Regions from separate parts of the Homo sapiens genome. Here region 1 is linked to region 2. Evidence: chromatin loops called from intact Hi-C (ENCODE). Cell type or tissue: PC-9. All regions are shown on one strand. Each heading gives the region's core, and the rest is flanking DNA. Links, peaks and the distances in the headings are about the cores only. Region 1 overlaps LINC01476 (long intergenic non-protein coding RNA 1476). Region 2 overlaps LINC01476 (long intergenic non-protein coding RNA 1476).

The links. Hi-C counts contacts between places; a loop is a spot of excess contacts. Peaks named below come from ENCODE experiments on the same cell type or tissue, not always from the same donor. Only the 100,000 strongest peaks of a DNase experiment are listed, where the experiment ranks them.
Region 1: a loop joins it to region 2, with 5 times the contacts of the local background. A loop is called at or near these places in 2 of 110 quality-filtered maps.

The regions. Positions count from the first base shown.
Region 1 is chr17:59,516,995-59,526,102 of GRCh38, forward strand. The region is part of intron 1 of LINC01476 (long intergenic non-protein coding RNA 1476); the gene reads right to left. Among named protein-coding and RNA genes, the nearest start is that of LINC01476, 5.3 kb to the right of the region's middle. In PC-9, for the core only: CTCF peaks have their summits at 4,684 (motif pointing right) and 4,887; a DNase peak (open chromatin) is centred at 4,652.
Region 2 is chr17:59,461,262-59,470,369 of GRCh38, forward strand. All of the region lies in intron 2 of LINC01476 (long intergenic non-protein coding RNA 1476), which reads right to left. All of the region lies in intron 2 of LOC124904040 (a long non-coding RNA gene), which reads left to right. Among named protein-coding and RNA genes, the nearest start is that of LINC01476, 61 kb to the right of the region's middle. In PC-9, for the core only: no CTCF peak of the experiment used is centred there; a DNase peak (open chromatin) is centred at 4,060.

The DNA of each region.
Region 1 (9,108 bases), core at 263-8,262, 55 kb after region 2:
TTTTTTTGAGACAGGGTCTCTCTGTCACCTAGGCCGGAGTGCAGTGGTGCAGCCTCAACCTCCTGGTATCAAGAGATCCTCCCACCTCAGCCTCCTGAGTAGCTAGGACCACAGGTGTGCACCACCATGCCTGGCTAATTTTTGTATTTTTTGTAGAGACAGGATTTCACCATGTTGCCCAGGCTGGTCTTGTACTCCTGGGCTCAAGCGATCTGCCCTCCTCAGTGTTCCAAAGTGCTGGGATTACAGGCATGAGCCACTGTGCTTGGCCTATTTACTGAAATTAATTCCTTTTAAATTTTCCTTAGACAAGACTCAGTGGAGTATCATGGAGGAATGAGAGGCTTGTTTCTCTGGTTCTCAGCAAAAGGGCATTGGCCACACTGCTGGGAACAGAGGTGGTAATTTTAGTGAAGGGAATCAAAATGAGAGAGCCCAGATAGAGAGGTGGGCCTCACAGCGAATGGCTGAGAAAGACTGGAGCAGCTGTCATTGCCTTCTTGAGACCTTTTCTGATCAAACCAAAGAGGACATTCTACTTTGTTTTTGTAAGACTAAATGCTTTCTATACAAAACCAGAGCTTAATGTTTAGATGTAAAATAGTGAAACCCCAAAATACATTAAAAGTATGTTGGCTGGGCAAGGTGGCTCAGGCCTGTAATCCCAGCACTTTGGGAGGCCGAGGCAGGCGGATCACAAGGTCAGGAGGTTGAGACCAGCCTGACCAACATGGTGAAACCCCGTCTCTACTAAAAATACAAAAATTAGCCGAGCAGGGTGGCGCATACCTGTAATCCCAGCTACTCAGGAGGCTGAGGCAGGAGAATTGCTTGAAACTAGGAGGCAGAAGTTGCAGTGAACTGAGATCGCACCACTGCACTCCAGCCTGGGCGACAGAGCAAGACTCCATCTCCAAAAAAAAAAAAAAAAAGTATATTTTGATGCTTTTTAATCACAAATTATAAGAAACTCTCTATATTCATTCAAAGAAATAGTACATGCTCAGATGCGCCCTGCTCCAGGGAAGCCTTCTCTGCCTCCTTCTCTTTCTCTCTTCCCAGTATAGGTACCTCTCTTCTGTGCTTCTGAAATACCGTGAGCATCTAAACATATTGCATACGCGTATTATGTATTTATTTGTTTATGCTCATCGTTGCATATTATATGTTTATTTGTCTACTTCCTCCATTTCATTGTGAGCTCTTTGAAGGCAAAGAATGTGATATATTCTTTTTGTACACGTAGGAGTGAGCAAAGGCACATAAATGTCCAATAAATTTTTTTTGGAAGAGAGATTGAGAGAGAGAATACTATGTTTATTCTTTGAAACCATACTTTTTTTTTCTTCTAGGACAGGAAGCAGCTAAATCATACATTTCATTATCAGGACTTTTGACTGCTCTGAACTGATTTCAAGAAAAATGCCTTGTTTGAATCCAGTAGCTGATGTGGTTGAAAAGCACAAAAATATGCTCCTTTGTTAGTGCAAATTGATTCAATAATTCCATAGCTATCATCGGGATAAAGCACATTTAAGCCACATCGTTCACTGAGAACTTATGTGTTTTAAAGTGAAATTTTCAAGTCAGAATTTTAACAGAGAAAGGCAAAAATTTTTAAATATTGACTTCTAGAAGCTTGAATTCAATTAAGCTTGTTTTGCTAAGAATAATTTTTACTCAAAACTCATTAGTAAATGAAAAGAAACTCATTAGAAGATGTATATGTTGGCCGGGCGCGGTGGCTAATGCCTGTAATCCCAGCACTTTGGGAGGCCGAGGTGGGTGGATCACGAGGTCAGGAGTTCAAGACCAGCCTGGCCAAGATGGTGAAACCCTGCCTCTACTAAAAATACAAAAAATTAGCCGGGCGTGGTGGCGGGCACCTGTAATCCCAGCTACTCGGGAGGCTGAGGCAGGGAATTGCTTGAACCCGGGAGGTGCAGGTTGCAGTGAGCCAAGATCGCGTCACTGCACTCCAGCCTTGGCGACAGACCGAGACTCCGTCTCAAAAAAAAAAAAAAAAGATGCATATGTTATGTACATTTAAAAAATCTCCTAGAATGGAAAGCTATTACTTTTTATTTCACATGCATCATTTCTCTCATTTTAGTATGAAACATTTAAAAATATTTTCCATTTCATCTTTAATTTGACTTAGCCCTGATTTTGTAGACTTTCTCAACATTCTGTGATTATTGCATCAGGACGATGAAATATTTCAAAACAACTATTTTATAAAACAATTAAACTTCTGGAAAAATAACCCATGTTTTTCTTCCGTTATGTCACTTCAAATGTTCATTATTGAAAACTTTCTCAGTACTTTTAATGCTTACTAATCAATTATTTTACAATAATTTATTGAGAAAAAATTATTCTAAAGTATTACTCTAAAGCCTTGGGTAAAAAACATATTTGGATATTTGTGACAAGTAAAACAGAAATGCCAGGCTTCAAAACAGATTAGCTTTGGCAAAGAAACATCTTGCTGAATGTAGACATACAGTATCCTCTCTCTATAAGAACAACTTATGTTAGAATCTGTTGTTGCATATAAAAGTCTTATTTGAGTGGAAACTTGTACATCTGTCAAATGAAACTTTGTGGAAAAGATCAATTCATTTTAGGAAAATAAGTAAAATTAATATGCAGAAAAAATAGCTTTAAAAAAGCAGTGTACGTTCATTAGCAATTTGGATTCAGACAATTTGTCAAAGGAAGCTGCTACTTGTATTTATGAAACTGGGGCAAAATGTTGGCAGTCTTGTCGGGTCATTTTACTTGGAATCATGGACGGCTGAAGCAAAACAGGATCTTAGACATCATCTGGGTCAGGGGTACTCTACTTTCGTTACGCATGGGAGGATTACCTGAGAAGCTTTTTTTTTTTTTTTTTTTTTTTTTTTTTGAGACAGAGTCTTGCTCTTGTTGCCCAGGCTGGAGTGCAATGGCATAGTCTCAGCTCACTGCAAACTCCACCTCCGAGATTCAAGCAATTCTCCTGCCTCAGCCTCCTGAGTAGCTGGGATTACAGGCATGTGCCACCACGCCTGGCTAATTTTGTATTTTTAGTAGAGATGGGGTTTCTCCATGTTAGTCAGGCTGGTCTTGAACTCCTAACCTCAGGTGATTCACCCACTTCTGCCTCCCAAAATTCGGGGATTACAGGCGTGAGCCACCGTGCCTGGCTGAGAAGTTTTTTAAAAAGCCTGCACTCAGACCCTGACCCCTTGTTCCCCCTTTGTTCTCCCCAACTCAATTGGTTTGGCTTAGGGCTCAGAATCAGGGTTTTTTTGTTTTTGTTTTTTTAATTGTGGCAAAATATACAAAACATACAATTTACTATATTAATCATTTGTAAGTATACACTTCAGCGTTATTAAGTGCACTTACATTGTTGTGCAACCGTCACCACCACCCATCTCCAGAACTTCCTTCATTTTCCCAAATAGAAACTCCATACCCATTAATCAGTAACTCCCTATTCTCCCCTCCCCATCCCTTGACAGCCACCATTCTACTTCCTGTCTCTATGAATTCGACCGTGCTAGGTAGCGCATATAAATGGAATCATACACTATTTGTCCTTTTGCTTATGCTTATTTCACTTAGCATAATGTCTTCAAGACTCATCCATGTTGTAGTAAGTACCAGAATTTTCTTCCTCTGAAAAGGCAGAATAATATTCCATTGAATAGATAGATATACCACATTTTATTTATCCATTCATCTGTCGATGGACATTTTGATTATTTCCACTTTTTGGCTACAGTGAATAATGCCTCCATGAACATAGATGTCGGTTTGAATCCCTGCTCCCAATTTTTTTGGCCATATACCTAGAAGTGAAATTGCTGGATCATATGATAATCCTGTGTTTAATTTTTTGAGGAACTGACATAGTTTTCCACAGCAGCTTCACATTTTTACATTCCCATCAGCAATGCACAATGATTCCAATTTCTCAGCATCCTCTCCAACTTAAGTGAAATTTTAATCTTTATTTATGTAACCCTTGATAGTAAAAACTTTTCTAACCCTCTTATCTTTAATTATGCTGTATTTCTAAGTTGCATGGTCCTTTTATAGAGAGACAAGGTCTTGCTCGGTCATCCAGGCTGAAGTCCCGTGGTATGATCATAGCTCACTACAGCCTTGAACTCCTGGGTTTAAGAGATCCTTCTGCCTCAGCCTACCAAGTAGCTAGGACTACAGATATGCACCACCATGTCCATCTAATTTTTAAAAAAGAATTTCCTTAGAGGTGGGGTTTTGCTTTGTTGCCCAGGCTGGTCTGAAACTCCCAGCCTCAAGCGATCCTCCCACCTTGGACTCCAGAAGTGCTGGGATTACAGGCATGGGCCTCCGTGCCTGGCCACAAATATTTAAGTTCTTATTCTTCTATCTTCAACAGATACCTTCTTTGATTATAAAAGCAACACAATATATAATTATCAAAAACCTACAAGTCACATAATCTCCATTTTTCCAGGCTTCACCAAGTTGAGAGTACTCATGGGGCCATATTAACAGTAATACCCAAAAGTTGCTGGCTTTTACTCCCAGGCGAATCTTCTTTCCTTCTGCTCTGCCTTGCCACGTTCGGGGAAGTTCCCAGAAAATCTAAGCATGATTTGGGGGAAGAGTCACTGATGTAATTTCCTAGACAGCCACTGGAGGGCAGCAGCTCCCTCTCACCCCCGACCCCAGCCCTGAAGAGGATGCTGCCATCAGGCCCAGAGCATTCCTGAAGCAGCAAACTCTCAGTCATTGCATGGAAACTCTACAGAAACAGGGGGACTATCCCTCTTCCCAACTCTTGGTCACACGTTGTGACCTGGGTTTCGTAAAGTCCTATGTGGAAACAAGCACATGTCAGAGTCCAAGCTTAATAGCGGGTTGAGAATGTGATACACAACAGGATGACCCTGACAGCCTGCAGCTGGCGGCTATCTAGCGTTCCCTCACGCAAGATAAGCAGTTTTCACAGAATAACAACAATAATCAGACAAGGTCCCTCCGTAACCATGGTGGAACAAGACAATAACAAGATTGCAACTTACTCAATCTGAACATGAACACAGACAAAGACATTAAACAATCACGAAAATAACCAAATAGCCACCCTGATGTAGTCACACGAGTGACTCTAGCCTCCCAGGTAAAAATTAAGACACCCAATCATCAGGCCGGGTGCATTGGCTCATGCCTGTAATCCCAGCACTTTGGGAGGCTGAGGCAGGTGGATCACGAGGTCAAGAGATCGAGACCATCCTGGCCAACATGGTGAAACCCTTTCTCTACTAAAAATACAAACTAGCCGGGCGTGGTGGTGTGCACCTGTAGTCCCAGCTACTTGGGAGGTTGAGGCAGGAGAATCACTTGAACCTGGGAGGCAGAGGTTGCAGTGAGCCGAGATCACGCCACTTCACTCCAGCCTGGGCAACAGAGGAAGACTCCATCTCAAAAAAAAAAAAATTGCACTTTGGGGTTTGCAGCAACCTCTTGTTAGTATTTATCCTATCTAGTGGAGAATTTCTCTTTATTTTAACTACTGCCTGAAAGACACTGCTGTGATACATTAATTTTTAATGTAAGTAGGTGCATAGCTATAATGAAAACATCATAATAAATCTTCATACGTGCTGAGAAGATAATCTTGAAATCTATATTATATAAATATCGTCACTTCAATTTATTGTGTACAATTAATGAAGTTTAAAAATATAAGTTCTGAATAAAATTTACAGTATTCTGCTTTTCCTTTAAGAAGAAGGCTGAATTTATCGTGGACTTTTTTGGTATAGCTATTGTAGATAGGAGTTATTGTCAACTTTATGAGTCAGCTAAGTGAGAAACATATTAAATTATTTTTTTATTGACCTGAATTATCTTAATTGGCTCCATCAAACTCACCAAATATTCAACCCTCAAATTGGCTTTCCTATTCAGAAGATGAAAGCAAACACTGAGAGTAGTTTCTGTTAAAAATGCAATTCCATTTAAAATAAAAGCAGCTGTCTGTTAACTACCATGCCATCAAAATTAGGCTATCACTGCATGTAATTACTTTTAAAATGAAAATTAAAGTTTCAATTATTTTCTTTTATTCAGTGAGGTTAAAAGACATTTTCCCTCTCCAATTTTTAATGTATATTATTTAATAACGATAAATAGAAATGCCAAAATTTTTAAAGGATAAAATGAAGAATATTAAGCATCGTTTATTGTTGCCTAATATTAATAAACCTACTGAGCTTAAAATGTATTTGAGTTATTTCAAATGGAATCATTTTTCCTAGACTGTGTGCTCTCTGAGGGTAGGATAGTGTTTTGTTTCTCCACGGTTTCAAGTTTTATCCAGAAAAACAGGGTTGTCGAATATTCTGTATGAATTGTTTTTCGAACTTCAAGAAACTTCTTGTATGGCCACAAAAGTAATATCATCTATACACTTATAAGAAAATATTAATATATTTTAGTGAATTGAGTTGCATGTGTGGAGACAGATACAAACACACAATATTTTAGAAATAAACAAATCCGGCCAGGTGCGGTGGCTCATGCCTGTAATCCCAGTACTTTGGGAGGTTGAGGCAGACTGATCACCTGAGGTCAGGAGTTTGAGACGAGCAAGGCCAACATGGCAAAACCCTGTCTCTACTAAAAATACAAAAATTAGCCAAGCGTGGTGGCACATGCCTGTAATCCCAGCTACTTGGGAGGCTGAGGCAGGAGAATCACTTGAACCCAGGAGATGGAGGTTGCAGTGAGCCAAGATTGTGCCACTACACTCCAGCCTGGGTGACAGAGCGAGACTCTGTCTCAAAAACAAAAAACAAAAAACAAAAATCCGATGGAGCAGGGCTTCCCAGCCTTTCTCATGTCATGAGAAGAATATATATATATGAATGATAGTAGTTGAACAGCACATTGGGGTAAATTGACAAGACTGCTCTCAGCAGAAGGCAATAACCCAGGGCAGGCACTGCGCACCTGAGACATCCACCAGAACTCCCAAGAGTTTAAAGTGTTCAGAAATGTGCTCGAGCCAGCTCCTACCAGATCCCAAGAGCCAAATGTGTATATATCTTCCCCAATTTGCACTTAATGACAGCTTGCTGGTAGTCTGAAATTGTCCATGGTAGGAGTACTTACACCACGGAAATAAAACAATTATCGAATACAAGCTGGGCCCAACGGCTCACGTCTATAATCCCAGCGCTTTGGGAGGCTGAGGCAGGAGGATCACTTGAGCCCAGGAGTTTGAGGCCAGCCTGGGCAACATAGTAAGACTCTATCTCTAAAAAGTAAGATGAAATTAACAAATGCTACAAATCAAGCCTTTTTTTCCTGGAGAGCTGGTTGTTACACATGTACTTTCACCTTATTGACCCGAGGGAAGGGGTCCATACCTCAGGACATTTATAACTCGCTTGTGGCATACCTGTTGGGCAGCTCTGCAATAAAGTCTTGTTTTTTGTTTTGTTTTGTGGTTTTTTTTTACTCTCCAAATATAAGCGGTTTTTGTTTTTTGTTTGTTTGTTTTTTCAAGACAGAGTCTTGCTCTGTTGCCCAGGCTGGAGTGCACTGGTACTATCTCAGCTCATTGCAACCTCCGCCTCCTGGGTTCCAGCAATTCTCCTGCCTCAGCCTTCCAAGTAGCTGGGATTACAGGCGTGCACCACCATGCCTGGCTAATTTTTGTATTTTTAGTAGAGATGGGGTTTTGCCATGTTGACCAGGCTGGTCTCAAACTCCTGACTTCAAGTGATCCAACCACCTCAGCCACCCAAAGTGCCAAGATTACAGGTGTGAGCCACCGTGCCCGGCCCAAATATAAGTTGTTTTATACAAATCGTACCAGGCAGCTGCTCTGTAATTTGATTTTATTATGTAGAATAAAAATTTAAAGTCTGGGTGCAGTGGCTCACGTCTGCAGTCCCAGCACTTTGGGAGGCCAAGGTGGGCAGATCACCTGAGGTCAGGAGTTCAAGTCCAGCCTGGCCAACATGGCAAAACTCCGTCTCTGCTAAAAATACAAAAATAATTAGCCAGGCATGGTGGTGGGTGCCTGTAATCCCAGCTGTTTGGGAGGCTGAGGCAAGGGAATTGCTTGAATCCAGGAGGCAGAGGTTGCAGTGAGCCAAGATTGCGCCACTGCCCTCCAGCCTGGATGACAGATACTCAGTCTCAAAAAACAAACAAACAAAAATTTAAAACATTCTATGTCAAGCTTGAGTAAAATAAATTTTAGAGTAAATCCACCTTGAGGCTAGAACATCATGTGTAAACACTAGCAACTAACTATAGATAAGACAATATGGAGGGAGGAAAACCTCAGTGAAATTTAAGTTTCGCCCAATCACCTTACAAATGAAGCTCAATTCACAAGTCCCATAGTCTCAGACAGAGCTGTCAGTACATTCTTAGTTCTGTAGCCCCCTACATACAAGTGAGAAAGAAAGTTTTTATCATTAAAAAACAGAGACCAAAACAAATAAACAGGACAACAAAATGTAGAGGTATTGAGATAATGCAAGAAGTAAAATAAATAAATAATAAAACTGTTAAAGACGTCTTCAGAGAGATAAGAGAAGATACGCACTTATGAAATAATACAGAGCCCTTGGAAATTGAACATATAGCAGGAGCAAAAACTTTAATAAAGGAATTGGAAGATGAAATTGAAGACTCTTTTAGAAAGAAGAAAAAAAAGACAAGAAAGTGGAAATTGAAGAGAAAAAAAATAAGGAACCTATTGGATCACTGCAGAATGTCCAATACCTGCCTATAATGTGAAATCCTGCATGGCAAGGATTTTGTATGTTTGATCATTGCGTAGAATAGAACCAGACACACAGTAGGCCATCAATAAATAGTTCTGCAAGAAATCAATTTTCAGAGTGTAAGGATCCACTCAGAACAAGAATGGGGAAAGACTCATGCCAACACACACGATTGTGAAACTTCAGAACATCAGAGACAAAGGGATCTTCAAAGCCTCTGGAGAGGAGAAAAAACACATACTCAAGGATCAAGAGTCAGATTGGCTTTGAACTTTAGAATAGCAAAGTTGGAAACATTATATTCCAGTAAGGAGTC
Region 2 (9,108 bases), core at 513-8,512:
TGGCAGGACTGGGCTCGAACTTCTGATCTCAAATGATCCACTCACCTCAGCCTCCCAAAGTGATGGGATTACAGGCGTGAGCCACAGCGCCCAACCTAACCCATTTATTTTAGAAAGAGAAGCTGCAGTCAGATCATGGTCTGCTCTAAGTTAAGAAACACGGACATATTTTATGGATAGTGGGGAGCCACTCAAACACCACTGAAGGTTTTTGAGCAGGTATTATTAGGAAATAAAAAAGAGTAATCAAGATCACTTAGCTAGGGGGGCCTAAAGACCTCCTGAAATTTTGAGCAAATATTTGTGTGAATGCTTCTTTTCCTGGGGAGAGTTCATACCTCCCATCCAACCTCAAAGGTGTCTGAGATTTCAACAAAGGCTAAGGAAGGCCGGGTGTGGTGACTGGAGCCTGTAATCCCAGCATTTTGGGAGGCTGAGGTGAGTGGATTGTTTGAGTTCACAAGTTCAAGGCCAGCCTGGGCAATATGGTGAAACCCCATCTCTACAAAAAATATAAAAATTAGCCAGGTGTGGTAGCATTGTGCTTGTAGTCCCAGCTACTTGGAAGGCTGAGATGGGAGGATGAGATGGGAGGATGGCTTGAGCCCGGGAGGCAGAGGTTGCAGTGAGCTGAGATTGCACCACTGCACTCCAGCCTGGGTGATGGAGCCAGACTGTGTCTCAAGAAAAAAAAAAAGTTAAAAATCACGGACTTAGTGGTTTCAAGCCTAGATGACCAATAGGATGGTAGTAACATGAATGCAAGTAGGGGTCACAGGCAAGACATAAGGAGGTAGGGTTGGCTGGAAGAGCAGAGACATGGTCTCTTCCCTCTGAGATATGTTGATTTCACAGTGTTATAGATGGGTCTCGAGTAGGCAGTAGAGACTTGGAACCCAGCTCTCCAGAGATGGGGCGAGGCTGCTGCCACAGGCAGGGGAGTGATCCTCTATCACAAGCTCGAGTTTGAATGACATTGTCAAGGAAAATCTGAAAAGAGGGCCAAGGACAGATCTTTGAACACTATTTGATCTGACTGCCATGCCTTTTCCTAAGTGCTTTCTGACAGATTTTTTTTTTCTACACGGGAAATTCACATTTTGAACTTTAGTTCCTAAAATACATTAAATTATACTTGGCTTCTAAGACGAGGCAGGAGGGGATGCACATAATGACTACTTATGTGGCTTCTCATCTGAGGAAATTATCTCTTCAAAATGATCAGGTGCTCCTGACCCTGTTCTTAAGAGCGTGGGCATTTTTGAGCTAATTTTGGAAGTGTGAAGGATAATTGTTAGCACTCAGAGGACCTAGTTCTAGCCCAGTGTTAAAATCTCGGGAACTGGCTGGTCACAGTAGCTCAAGCCTGTAATCCCAGCACTTTGGGAGGCTGAGAAAAAGGATTGTTTGAGTCCAGGAGTTCAAGATCAGGCTAGGCAATATGGCGAAACCCAAAAATACAAAAATTAGCTGGGCATAGTGGTGCATGCTTGTGGTCCCAGCTACTAGGGAGGCTGAGGTGTGTGGATCACTTGAGCCTGGGATGCGGAGGTTGCAGTGAGCCAAGATTGCACCAGTGCATTCCAGCCTGGAAGACAGAGCAAGACCCTGTGTCAAAAAAAAAAAAAAAAAAAAAGCTGGGCATGGTGGCACACACCTGTAATTCCAGCACTTTGGGAAGCTGAGGCGGGTGGATCACCTGAGGTCAGGAGTTTAAGACCAGACCAGCCAACATCGTGAAACCCCATCTCTACTTAAAAAAAAAAAAAAATACAAAAATTAGCTGGCTGTGGTGGCGTGCACCTGTAATCCCAGCTACTTGGGAGGCTGAGGCAGGAGAATTGCTTGAACTCAGGAGGCGGAGGTTGCAGTGAGCCGAGATCATGCCATTGCACTCCAGCCTGGGTGACAAGAGTGAAACTCTGTCTCAAAAGAAAAAAAAAAAATCAGAAATCCACAAAATCCATCCCCTCCCTGGGGAGGAAAGAAAAGATACCTACATGTGGCAGGAAGCTGCTTCAAGTATTAAGGTAGGCCAGGCATGGTGGCTAACGTCTGTAATCTCAGCACGTTGGGAGGCCGAGGTGGGCAGATCACGAGGTCAGGAGTTCGAGACCAGACTGACCAATATGGTGAAACCCCGTCTCTACTAAAAATACAAAATGTAGCTGGGCATGGTGGCGCATGCCTGTAGTCCCAGCTACTCAGGAGGCTGAGGCAGAAGACTTGCTTGAACATGGGAGGTGGAGGTTGCAGTGAACCAAGATTGTGCCTCTGCACTCCAGCCTGGGTGACAAAGTGAAACTCCCTCTCAAAAAAACAAAAAAAGAAAAAAAGAAAAGAAAGAAACCCCATCTCTACTAAAAATACAAAAATTAGCTGGGCGTGGTGGTGAGCACCTGTAATCCCAGCTACTCAGGAGCCTAAGGCAGGAGAATCGTTTAAACCTGGGAGGCAGGGGTTGCAGTGAACCAAGATCGTGCCACTGTGCTCCAGCCTGGGTGACAGAGTGAGACACTGTCTCAAAAAAAAAAAAAAAATTAAGGTAGATTGCACATTGATAGCTCCTATCCTGGAACAATGGTCATAATCCAATAACACTAAGAAATATCCCAAAGAAGCCGGGCGCGGTGGCTCACGCCTGTAATCCCAGCACTTTGGGAGGCGGACGCGGGCGGATCACCTGAGGTCGGGGGTTCGAGACCAGGCTGACCAACATGGAGAAACTCCGTCTCTACTAAAAATACAAAATTAACCAGGTGGTGGCGCATGCCTGTAATCCCAGCTACTCAGGAGGTTGAGGTAGGAGAATGGCTTGAACCGGAGAGGTGGAAGTTGTGGTGAGCCAAGATTGTGCCGTTGCACTCTAGCCTGGGCAACAAGAGCTAAACTGTCTCAAAAAAAAAAAAAGAAAGAAAAAAGAAAGAAAAAGATCTCAAAGAAGTGCCATCATTTTCCTGAGAGGCTGTTTAATTTTGTGTGGGTACATTATTTCAATAAGAAAAGAGCAGCTGTTTTAGTCTGTCATACCCAGAAACTACCTGATAGCCAATATCATGAAACTCTGCGGAGGCAGTAAAATGCTATAAGTGGTCATGATGATCACCATGGCTAACATGTGCTGAACACTTACTTTGGTTTTTGGAGACAGAGTCTTGCTCTGTCGTCCAGGTTGGAGTGCAGTGGTGCAATCATAGCTCTCTGTATCCTCAAACTCCCGGGCTCAAGCGAGCCTCCTGAGTAACTGGGACTACAGGCATGAGCCACTACACCCAGCTTTGAATGCTTACTTTGTACCAGGCCCTGAGTTAAGGCCATATATTGGCCGGGCAGGATAGCTCACACCTGTAACTCCAGCACTTTGGGAAGCAGAGGCATGTGGATTGAGTCCCAGCGTTCAAGACCAGCCTGGGCAACATGGCGAAATTCCATTTCTACAAAAACAAACAAACAAATAAACATTAGTCGAGCGTGGTGGCACATGCCTATAATCCCAGCTACTTGGGAGGCTGTGGGAGAATTACTTGAGCCCAGAGGTTGTAGTGAGCCAAGATGGTGCCACTGCACTCCAGCCTGGGCGACAGAGTGAGACCTCATCTCCAAAAAATAAATAAATGAAACAAATTTTTAAAAAAGAAAAAAAAGGCTATATATTCATTACTCATTTAATCCTCACAAAAATCCCATCAGATGAGTTTTGTTAAAGGTCTTATTTTATGGATGCAGAAATTGAGGCTTAGTGAGCAAAGTTTATGCTTCTAACCACCCCCAGACTGTTCCTGCTTTACTCTGGGCAAGACTCATCTGCAGACCTTCGTATGGCCATGTCCAGCCTTGTGGGCCCGGATCATCCATACAAGGGGCAGTAGAAATAAAGCCAAGAGTAAACACCCTTAGATCCACTAGGCTGCACTCTAGCCCTGCCCCTGTGCCATGCTGCAGCATGCTTCCACCCAGCTCTGAACCCTGCCCGTCTGGCTCTAAATACCTGCTTATTGTCCCTACTTCCATGCACTTCAAACCCTGCACTTCAAACCCTGCTGGTTTGCCTTAGGGTGCAGCTGGGTTTGGCCCCACCACCTGCAAAGGTTGGGGCAGAGCTAAACAAACAAGGACTTGGATTAGCTGCACCCTGTGAGTCAAGGCCAGTTTTTTTTTTTTTTTTTTGTCGCCCAGGCTGGAGTGCAGTGGCGCGATCTCGACTCACCCCAACCTCCGCCTCCTGGGTTCCAGCGATTCTCCTGCCTCAGCCTCCTGAGTAGCTGGGATTATAGGCACCCGCCACCATGCTCAGCTAATTTTTGTATTTTTAGTACAGACGGGGTTTCGCCATGTTGGCCAGGCTGGTCTCAAACTCCTGACTTCAGGTGATCCACCCGTCTTGGCCTCACAAAGTGCTAGGATTACAGGCATGAGCCACTGTGCCAGCCGAAGGCAAGGCCAGTTCTAAGAGGAACGTGCTCAACTCGGAGGAAGTCTCCTATGGCTGGCAGAACAAATACTGGCAGAAAAGGGATACTGAAATGCCTGCCCAGCAGTGAGGGCTGGAACTAGATAGAATTAGATTGCCAAAGTGGACAGGTAGAGGGCCAGGACTAGATGTCATAGGGCAAAAGGCACAACGTAGAATATCAGAGGCTTTCTGATAACAAGGTAGCCCTGGGTTGAGAAATTCAAGAAGGGTCAATATTTAAGAACCAGGATAGATGTCATAGGGTAGACTTTCTCCTCTTTTTCCCCGTTACGGGTTGAATTGTGTCTTCCCCAAATTCTTATGTTGAAGTCCTAAGGCGCAGTACCTCAGAATGTGATCTCATTTGCAAACAGGGTTGTTACAGATGTAAGCAGTTAAGATGACGTCATTCAGGTGGCTTTAATCCTATATAATTTGTGTACCTATAGGAAGGGAAATTTGGGCCAGGCGCAGGGACTCACACTTGTAATCCCAGCACTTTGGGAGGCCAAGGAGGATGGATTGCTTGAGCCCTAGAGTTTGAGACCAGCCTGGCCAACGTGGTGAAACCCTGACTCTACCAAAAATACAAAAATTAGCCAGTCTCATAACCCTGTCTCAAAATAAATAGAAATTTCTTTAAAAAAAAAAGGGAAATTTGGAAACAGAAATGCACACACAGGGAGGATGTTGTGTGAAAATGAAGGCGAGATCAGGGTGATGGTTCTACATGCTGAGGAATGCCAAAGACTGCCAGCAAGCCACCAGAAGCGAGGGGAGAGGCATGGAAAAAATTCGATCTCACAGCTCTCAGAAGGAACCAACCCTGCTGACACCTTGACCTTGGACTTCTGACCTCTAGAACTGTGAGACAATACGCTTCTGTTGTTGAAGACACCCAGTTTGTGGTCTGGTCTTGTCTTTTTTTTTATTTGAGACAGAATCTCGCACTGTTGCCCAGGCTGGAGTACAGTGGCATGATCTCGGCTCACTGCAACCTCCGCCTCGTGGGTTCAAGCAATTCTCCCACCTCAGCCTCCTGAGTAGCTGGGATTACAGGCGCCTGCCACCACGCCTGGCTAATTTTTTGTATTTTTAGTAAAGACAGGGTTTCACTATGTTGGCCAGGCTGGTCTCGAACTCCTGACTTGTGATCCGCCCGCCTCGGCCCCTCAAAGTGCTGGGATTACAGGTGTGAGCCACCACACCAGGCCCAGTTTGTGGTATTTTCTTACAGCAGCCCTAGAAAATAAATGCACCTCTTTTCTCTAAAACTCTAGGCCTGTTCCAGTCTGCTTCTGGCCAATCTAGTCCTGGTTTCCTGAACCCAGGCTTCAGAAGAGGCAGATCTGCAGAGAGCTTTTCAATAAAAATGGCTCCAGCAGAGCTCATGGGTATGCAGAGCTCATTGGAAGTTGGCAGGCAGAGTAGCATGGGGACCTTACACTCCACCTTGCAGGCTGAAGATACTCTGTGTCCTATGTTCAATGTGGTTTCAGGGAGAGGGTTCTCAATGTAGAACTGGGTACGTGCTAACTCTCTTGAGGGATGAAAATATTTAACCTGGAGCATGGATTTTGCTTAACATGACTCATAAAAATCTTTGTTCTCAGCCTCTCTCCCCATCACCATTCAGGCTGTTACCAACTTGCCTTTTATCTGACAAAGGCAGCCAGTTTCCGTGGTTACCTACAAGCATACAGCAAGGTGCCATTCCCAGGAGACCCCTGGATTAAGCAAATAGCAAGACAGGGGGCCTCTGGCCCAAGGAAAATAACCTGGATCCAATGATCAGAGTGGGATACTGGGGGCAACTGGATTTCAGGAGCAAGTTGGAAGCCCAGTTATTATAGCTGGGCATGGAGCCAGAGGCAGAGCAGCAAACCTAGTACTACTGTCTGCTGGACACTGAGCCCTTCCTATGAAGCAGGTGCTACAGCAAGCAACTCATGTGCCTTACCTCCTTTGGTCCTTGCCTACTTACCAAAGCACTCAGTTTTATAGATGGAGGAACTCATGTGACACGTTGAAGATCACATGGCCGGTAGGTAACAAGGATTTGAACCCAGGCGCTGAATACCTTCCATTTATCCCTCTAGCTGAGCTTGCTGTCCTTCTCCACCCCAGAGGCTGACCTTATGAGCTGCATCAACAGCCTCCCTTTCCCCGCTAGCACCAGTTGGGTCTGTTAGTGGAGAGCCCCACAGACAAGAGGGAAGAAAGGAGAGGGTGCTTTTGGCTTGTGGTGCCACAAAGTGGTTTTCTCTATATAATCTTCTCCTTCTATTTCCTTCTCTGTGTCTTTGAATCTAGGGCTGCTACTGCTCTATCCCTTGTGGTTGTCCAGTGCCCACTCTTTTGGAGGAAGCCTCTTTATAATAAGTCCTTCTTGACTTATGGTCTTTCTGGTAAGACTGACTGCTGTACCAGGTCTGTCTACTGCTGAAGGCTTTAGCCTGAACTCCCATGCTACTCTTCTCTTTGTTTTCCAGCCAGCGTGGTGATTTGAGTCCCAGAGCATTGGATCAGTGCTTTTTTTTTTTTTTTTGAGACAGAGTGTTGCTCTGTTGCCCAGGCTGGAGTGCAGTGGCGCAATCTCAGCTCACTGCAACCTCCACCTCCTGGGTTCAAGCGATTCTCCTGCCTCAGCCTCCCAAGTAGCTGGAATTACAGGTGCATGCCACCACGCCCAGCTAATTTTTGTGTTTTTAGTAGAGATAGGGTTTCACCACGTTGGGCAGGCTGGTCTCGAACACCTGACCTCAGGTGATCTGCCCACCTCAGCCTCCCAAAGTGCTGGAATTATGGGTGTGAGCCACCATGCCCAGCCGGATCAGTGCTCCTTAAACGCCTGCAATCTAAGGTCAGCATTGGTCTCTGAGACTTGGCACTGTGGGAAAGAGGTGCTAAGCCTGAGGTGGGTACTCAGTGGTTACAAGTGTGAGGAGAGGGCACGGCAGAGTCTGGAGAGCTAAGCAGGGCCTGACACTCACCTACAAGGACCTTCCATTCCCACGTGGTCCTTCTGTTCTGGCAGCTCCCCAGTGCTGAGCTGCTGCACTGGAGTTTAGCTAACTGTTCAGCTGGAGGGAACCGTCCCTGCAAGCCTGCCTTCACTTCAGACACCAGCCACAAGTTTGTGGGTTTGCAGGACCACCCTCACTTCAGACTATATGGCTACAAACTCAGAGGTTTTCAAAACCACCCTCACAGAATGATTCACAGAACTCAGGAAGTGCTATACTTACGGTTACAATTTTATTTTATTTTATTTTTTGAGACGGAGTCTTGTACCGTTGCCCAGGCTGGAGTGCAGTGGCACGATCTTGGCTCACTGCAAGCTCCGCCTCCTGGGTTCAAGCCATTCTCCTGCCTCAGCCTCCCGAGTAGCTGGGACTACAGGCGCCTGCCACCACGCCTGGCTAATTTTTTGTACTTTTAGTAGAGACAGGGTTTCATTGTGTTAGCCAGGTTGGTCTGGATCTCCTGACCTCGTGATCCGCCCGCCTCGGCCTCCCAAAGTGCTAGGATTACAGGCGTGAGGCACCACGCCCGGCCTATGGTTACAATTTTATTGTAGCAAAGAAGATAAACTCAAATCAGCCAAGGGAAGAGATGCAAGAGCAGATTTCAAACGATATCCACTTGAGGAGCTTCTGGTCATCATCTCTCCATAGAATCATGGAGTCTTGAACATGATGTGTGATAATATATAGTACAGATGCCCTTTGACTTACAATGGAATTACCTCTCAATGAACCAACTGAAAATATTGCAAATCGAAAATGCATTTAATACACCTAAACTACCGAACATCACAGCTTTGCCTAGCCTACCTTAATTGTGTTCAGAATGCTTATATTAGCCTATATTTGGGCAAAATCATCTAATGTAAGGCCTGTTTTGTAATAAAGTGGTGAATATCTCATGTGATTTATTGAATACTGTATACTGCATAGAAATTGTGACAGTTTTGCATCATCATAAAGTCAAAAAATCTAAGTCAAACCATCCTAAGTCAGAGACCTTCTGTATTGCCAACATGAGAAGGTCACCTAAGCCTTTGGTGTTCAGGGTTTTTGTGGGAGTTCAGTTACAACAAATTTTGGTATCTAGTCCTTTCCAGAGGTCAGAACTGATGTGACATGACCCAAAGCCTTCATCATAAATCACACTGTTAGACTGCTCAATGGCCAAAGCCTATAGGCAAACAAAAACAGTCCTATCAGTCAGGACATTCCAGGGGTCTAGAGATCACCTCCTGGTAGCCAAGGACAACAGCCAGACCTCTCTTTGGGGCAGGTTAATTCTTCATTACACAACGACTTTGCTCCTTTAGCATCTATCAGACCTTCCCACTTGGCAGTATTCCTAGTGTTTGTCTTGCCTGGCCAGCACAGTGCTGTTATCATCCATGTGTCCATCGGAGTGTGGGATGGAGCTCAGGAGACACTTGATTCTGTCTATGGTGAGCTTACCAGCTCTTACCCATTGCAAGACTCACCACTGCAACCACTATCCCTGCTACTGTGGTGGTAAATTTCATGTCTTTATTCCATTGTTGGGAAGGGATATCTGCTTTACAAAAGAGTTTCTCGACTGGGTGCAGTGGCTCACGCCTGTAATCCCAGCACTTTGGGAAGCTGAGGGGGTGT